Regions from separate parts of the Homo sapiens genome. Here region 2 is linked to region 1. A link is a contact called in ENCODE Hi-C data. All regions are on one chromosome and are shown on one strand. The core of a region is the stretch at or near the end of the contact, and the rest is flanking DNA. Distances in the headings are between cores, read along the strand shown. Region 1 has its middle 210 kb from the start of EPCART. Region 2 holds the start of DNAJC10 (DnaJ heat shock protein family (Hsp40) member C10).

The links. Hi-C counts contacts between places; a loop is a spot of excess contacts on that map. Pooled maps may share reads with other maps.
Region 2: a map with no recorded cell type shows a loop between it and region 1 (6-fold over the local background). The contact joins the promoter of DNAJC10 here to the enhancer-like site in region 1. A Hi-C loop is called at or near these places in 2 of 37 single-sample maps with no recorded cell type and 2 of 50 pooled maps.

The regions. Positions count from the first base shown.
Region 1 is chr2:180,333,419-180,336,372 of GRCh38, forward strand. No RefSeq gene overlaps it. Among named protein-coding and RNA genes, the nearest start is that of EPCART, 210 kb to the left of the region's middle. Within about 2 kb of position 1,258, at least 2 of the 41 ENCODE cell types and tissues checked have a DNase peak (open chromatin) inside an H3K27ac peak, as active enhancers do.
Region 2 is chr2:182,714,630-182,717,729 of GRCh38, forward strand. DNAJC10 (DnaJ heat shock protein family (Hsp40) member C10) reads left to right here and starts at 1,628. Exons shown (of 24, transcript NM_018981.4): 1 at 1,628-1,854; 2 at 2,387-2,443. It also overlaps a transcript of PDE1A not described here. RefSeq lists enhancers at 1,111-1,260, 1,281-1,350, 1,695-2,299 and a silencer at 1,861-2,020.

The DNA.
Region 1 (2,954 bases), core at 8-2,507:
ACTAAAAGGTGCTCAACACAGTTGATCATTGGAGAAATGTAAATCAAAACTACAATGAAATATCATCTCACCTGGGTCAAAATGGCTTTTACCTAAGAGTCAAGCAATAACAAATGCTGGTGAGGATGTAGAAGAAAAGGAATTCTGGTACACTGTTGGTAGGAATGTAAATTAGTACAGCAACTGTGGAGAACCTTCAGTGTGGAGGTTACTAAAAAACTAAATATAGAGCTACCATATGATTCAGTAATCCTACTACTGGGTATATACCCAAAAGAATGGAAATCAGCAGCACTTCCATGTTTGTTGCAGCACTGTTCACAATAGCCAAAATTTGAATGCAACCTAAGTGTCTATCAACAGATGAATGGATAAAGAAAATATGGTACTTATACACAATGGAGTACTATTTAGCCATAAAAATAATTAGATTCTGTTATTTGCAACAACACGAATGGAATTGGAGGTTATTATATTAAGTAAAATAAGCCAGTAACAGAAAGACAAACATCGCATGTTCTCACTTGTTTGTGGAATCTGAAAATCAGAACAATTGAACTTATAGAGAATGGAATGGTGGTTACCAGTGTCTGAGAAGGTAGTGGGTGACAGGTGGGGGGTGGAAATGGAGATGGTTAGTGAGTACCAAAAAATAATTAGAAAGAATGACTAAAACCTAGTATTTGATGAGAGTGCAGCAGGGTGACTATTGTGAATAATAATTTAATTATACATTTAAAAATAACTAGAAGTGTATAATTGGATTGTTTTAAACACAAAAGATAAATGCTTGAGGGTACAGAAACCCCATTTTACATTATGTGATTATTATGCATTGCATGTCCACTTCAAAACATCTTATTTACCCTATAAATATATAGACCATGTACCCAAAATTAAAGTAAAAAAAGAAAAGAAAAAATGCCAATCTATAATTCCATATTGTGCTAATCTATTATTTAAGAGGCAGAGGGAAATGCTATTATCAGACAAACAAAAACCACAATTTTCAGAAAGTTTGGTTGTAAAGAAAAGAGACAACTTTTATAGGAATAAGTGATGGATACAGAGTCCGAGAATCATGTTAAATTTGTAGAAACTTGAAAATGTCGATAGACCAAATGATGGGAAATGATAGAGGCAGTAACAGAAAGGCAAGAGAGGAGAAAGAAGAAGGGATGGGGAAAGAAGGTAAAGAGAGAGAGAGAGGAGATTATTGTTAGAAAAGCTTGAAAATCTATGAGGCAGGTGGAATCAAGATTTTGAGGAAGTGAGAATGGGTGCATGTATGAGAGAGTCAAAAGTGACATTGAAAAACAGAGAAAAAAGGAAGTGAACAGAAAGATGACTAAAAACCAGTAAAATAGTTGATAAGAGATACTGAGAGCTCAACGGATGTTTCAAAGCATAAATTTCCATCAGCAACACCGCTACCATTTCTATTTCTTAAATAAGGAAAAATTATATTTCTAAAATTACAACAGTTCCTGAATTTTATTTTATTTTGTCATTAGAGACAGGGTCTTGCCATGTTGCCTAGGCTGGTCTCGAACACCTCAGGGTGGGAGGATTACTTAATTCCAACTCCCAAGTAGTTGAAGTTACAGGTGCAAGCCACCATGTCAGCTCAGTTTCTGAATTTTAGAGCAAAAGCTAAATTATATCTTTAAGGGAGACTCTTTAGTGAGATTTATAGTTATGTAGTCCTACCCACAGCTTTTGAAATCTAAAATTAGTGATTCCAAAAACAGATGCGACTGTTAAATAATGTATTCAGTTACATAAAATATAATTTATTTCATAATGGGAAAATAGTTTAATATTAGTTTATTTTTATCTTTCTGTGGTAAGACCTAGAAACTGACTGGGAAGCTGGATCTTAAGAAAAAGCACAGAAATAAGGGAAACTCAAGTCGGTTGGTGGAGAGTAGTGGTACAAAGACTAGCATGTCAGGAATGAAGAAGACAGATGGGTCTTATGAAATTTTCTGTTTAAGGACATTATCAAGAGATACTTGGGATCTTTAGTTTTGTGGTACTGTTACCTGATATCTAGTTTTAAGATTTCCTTCCACTTAGTTTTAATCCCTACATCTTATTGTCTACATATGCCTGGGAGCCTAAAGAGGTGGGTGACCTATGTATAGGCATTGGAACCAAGGTGAATTCAAGTGAGCAGTAGCTTCACTGAGAAGCAACAGGATGGCCAGAGATGATGGGAGTTGGGGATTTCCCAGAAGCACTTATCTGAAGCAAGACATCTGACAAGGATGGCTATGAAGAGAAAATGGGCATCTTACAGTCACATAGAATTTGAACTTGAATTATGGCTGAGTTGGATACTAGAGAAAAAGATAGCCTTAGAGTATTAGATACTTTAGATCAGAGGTTTTAGAATTACTTTTCAAATTATCTCTCCATTTTCATTAAAACTGTAAACCTTCACATCCAGAAGACTTAGAATTCTTGGTGTACTTTTACTAGTACCATTTCATTGGTGTTTAGCAAACTGCCTTAGATTATGCTTAATTGTATTTTCCCAAATCCCTTTATCACTCTAAGCTATTTGATGGAAAGAAATATATTTTACTCACCTTTTGACCTCCTTCAATACCAATACCAACACTAATACTGATACTAATGCCAATACTAATACCAATACAAATACTAATAGGAGAGTTCAAATCTTAAATCATAGTCTACTTTTTACATTATATACTATTTCTCAATTGTTTATCTGAACTTCCAAAATTTTCTTCCACAATGTTTATGCCATGTGATCTCTAGGTATCTCTAGCTATCTCAACCACAGAAACCCTCACTTTCCTGAGCCTTAACCTTCATTATTGTTCTAATACTACCAACTCATGTTTACTTTTACTACTTTGCTCCTGCTTTTCCTTTTGTCTGGAATTCTCTTTCCTGATTATTGAAGTCCTACTTTCATTTACACT
Region 2 (3,100 bases), core at 378-2,877, 2.4 Mb after region 1:
TCTTGGCTCACTGCAACCTCTGTCTCCCGGGTTCAAGCGATTCTCTTGACTCCCGAGTAGCTGGGATTATAGGGGTGTGCCACCATGCCCGGCTTATTTTTGTATTTTTAGTAGAGATGGGATTTCACCACGTTGGCCAGGCTGGTCTCGACCTCTTGACCTCAAGTGATCCACCCGCCTCAGCCCCTCAAAGTTCTGCGATTACAAGCGTGAGCCACCACACCCGGCCCACCACCTCTTAAAGCATTTACCCTATTTGTCTAACATTCTCCTGTTCTTTCTCCAGTTTTGTATGCTTTGCATCCTCTCTCCAATAGCTGCCAGGATGATCTAAAATACAATCTCAGTCTCTTTTTTAAAAGCTTCCTCATCACCTAAGAGATAGAAATCTATGTCTTCATCTTGGTATAAAAACCTGTCTGTGATCTGGTCCCTGCTTCATCTTCCAGTTTTCTGTTTGTTTTTCAATTTACTTTAAGATTTTGTTACAGTGTGTAACAAAATGGTTACACACTGTGTCATAATGCTTAACATCATAGTCTCTGAAGCCAGGTTGCTTAGATGTGAATCCTAGCTCTCAAATATTTGCCTCAGTTTCCTCAAATGGGAAATAGATATAGGAGCCACTATCTTGTAAGATTATTTGGAGGACTAAATGAGTTACTACATGTGTGCTTAGACCAGTTCCTGAGACATATTAACTACTATTACATCAGGCTGCTTCTAATGTTTGCCTTTGTTCATTCTACTTCCTCTTCTTTCCTACCAAGTATTAGCTTAGCCATAGATCCTGTGTAGTTTTCCAAGTTTTTAGAAGCTGACACTTGATTTACTCCCCGAAACTGTTACCAATCACAACTTATTTCATGTTAGGGTTGATGTTATAAGCAGGTATCCTCTAGGCTCGGTTTTCTCTTTTAAATATAGAAAATGTAGTAAATATAACCACTTCAATTGTTATATTGCTGTGGGACAAAATGCAGTTCCTGTACCATAGCAGTAGGAGATCAAGGTAAGAGAGAACAACGATAACTCCCCAGTTTCTAGCTTGTATGACTCAGAATCCAGAAAATATTGTAGAAGTCTCAAATGCTTGTTGATACACACGCTTACACAAAATTGTAAATGTTTTAATTTCCTTCAAGTTTCCTACTGCCTCTTCAGTCCGCTAGCCTGATACTGCAATCAGTGTCGCTTCAGGCAACTTCTCCTTTCTCCGCCAAATTTCGCCTTTCGGTCTCACCCACCCATCACCCAGACAAATCCTCCAAAGCTCCGTCTTCCCTTTAAAAGACTCTCAGGGAACTCAACCCCAAAACCCACCCTCTGGGTTTCCCCGTCACCCTGGCAACGGAAGCAGGAAGAGGCGGGCTTCGCCATCCACCCTCCCCGCCCGCGGCAGGCGCCGGCCGCATTGGTGAGGGGGCGCGGGCTGCTTGGCCAGGGCAGTTCCCTCAGCTCCGGGTTGGAGCCGGAGCCGGAGCCGGATCCCGCGCACACCGCCACGTCAACCTAAACCTACACCGCCCTCTCCACCCCACCGCCGCAGCGCCCGCTGGGCCCGCAGCGGGTCTCCCCAGGCAGCGTCCTCCACGCCTTTCCCACAATGCTCCGCGCCAGGCCCCGCCCCGGCTCGCCGTGGAGACCGGCGCGTGAGGAACCTACCGGTACCGGCCGCGCGCTGGTAGTCGCCGGTGTGGCTGCACCTCACCAATCCCGTGCGCCGCGGCTGGGCCGTCGGAGAGTGCGTGTGCTTCTCTCCTGCACGCGGTGCTTGGGCTCGGCCAGGCGGGGTCCGCCGCCAGGGTTTGAGGATGGGGGAGTAGCTACAGGAAGCGACCCCGCGATGGCAAGGTGGGCATGGGCCCGGGGCTAGGGCTTTGCTGGAGCCGGTGGTGGCCTGGGCCCTCCGGTCAGGGAGGGGCGGAATGGCTGAGCGCCTGAACCTCCCTTCCTGTGCGCTCTTAAGACCTGGATATTGTGTTCTCGCTCCCCACCTTCCTCCTCCCTGTTATTCACACCACCCTTCCTCTGCCCAGCGATTCCCTCTCAGTTACTTACACTTTCTCCCTAAGTCCGACCTGAGACTTCAGACACCAGCAACACTTAACAGCCCTGTTCCCCCGTGTCTTCATCTTTACCCCTCTCCCCTCTCCCACTCTGCAGTGATGGCAATGCGAAAGCTTGCGCCTTGCATTTACCTGGCGCTTCCACCTGCCCGGTAGCTCGGGCCACGGGCAGTTCGGCCACACCCACGCTGAGAACAACCCCTGGGCGAGAAACATCTTATCCCAAAGTGTTGATTGAGACTATGCCCTCTCTTTTTCTGATGGTTGTTTTCTTGTTTGGATACTTGTTAATCTCTACATCATTATATTTTTCAAAGGTATATTTTTGTGGAATGAAAAGGAAGTATTAGAAATGAGCTGAAGACCATTCACAGGTAAAGAGAAAAATTTTTAAATATACATTTAGGATTAAATGAAAAACAGAAATGAGGTGCGAGGAGCGTTAGATTTTTCAAAGCATTACGATCTCTTTGGAACTAAAATATAGTGGTTGAAATGTGATATGATGAAGTAATGATTGTTTTTGCCCTGCAGAGAGTATGTCTAAATAACCGATTCCCTTCTCTTTTTGTGTTTTGTTTCTACTTACACCAAACATGAACTTTGCAATAAAATTACACTGGTAACTTACAATTGTTTTTCTACTATTTTTAAAAAATGGCCTCTACTTAAATTCAGTATAAGCACCTTCTGAGGAAACTCCGGGAAGAAGATCGACTGCTGTGTAGATTGTCTATTATAACAATATATTTCACTGTCATTTCTGGTAGGGTTATATGAGAAGTAAAAAACCCTATGTTTCCTTCTAGTCCCTCCCAAGGACATTTCCTACAAGTGAATTCTGCTGAAAATGAAAATTAGACAGCTTTAGGAGGTAAAGAAGTAGCTAAAAGGAAGAGGTATTACAGGCAACGCTATAACTGGGTAGAAAGAGGAAGCACCTGTAGCTCATTGCCACCTTTGTGTTCTGATGCTCGTCAGAGGTCTTTTCTCAGTGTATAAATTGCTGAGGGTGTGTGTGCAAGCTACTT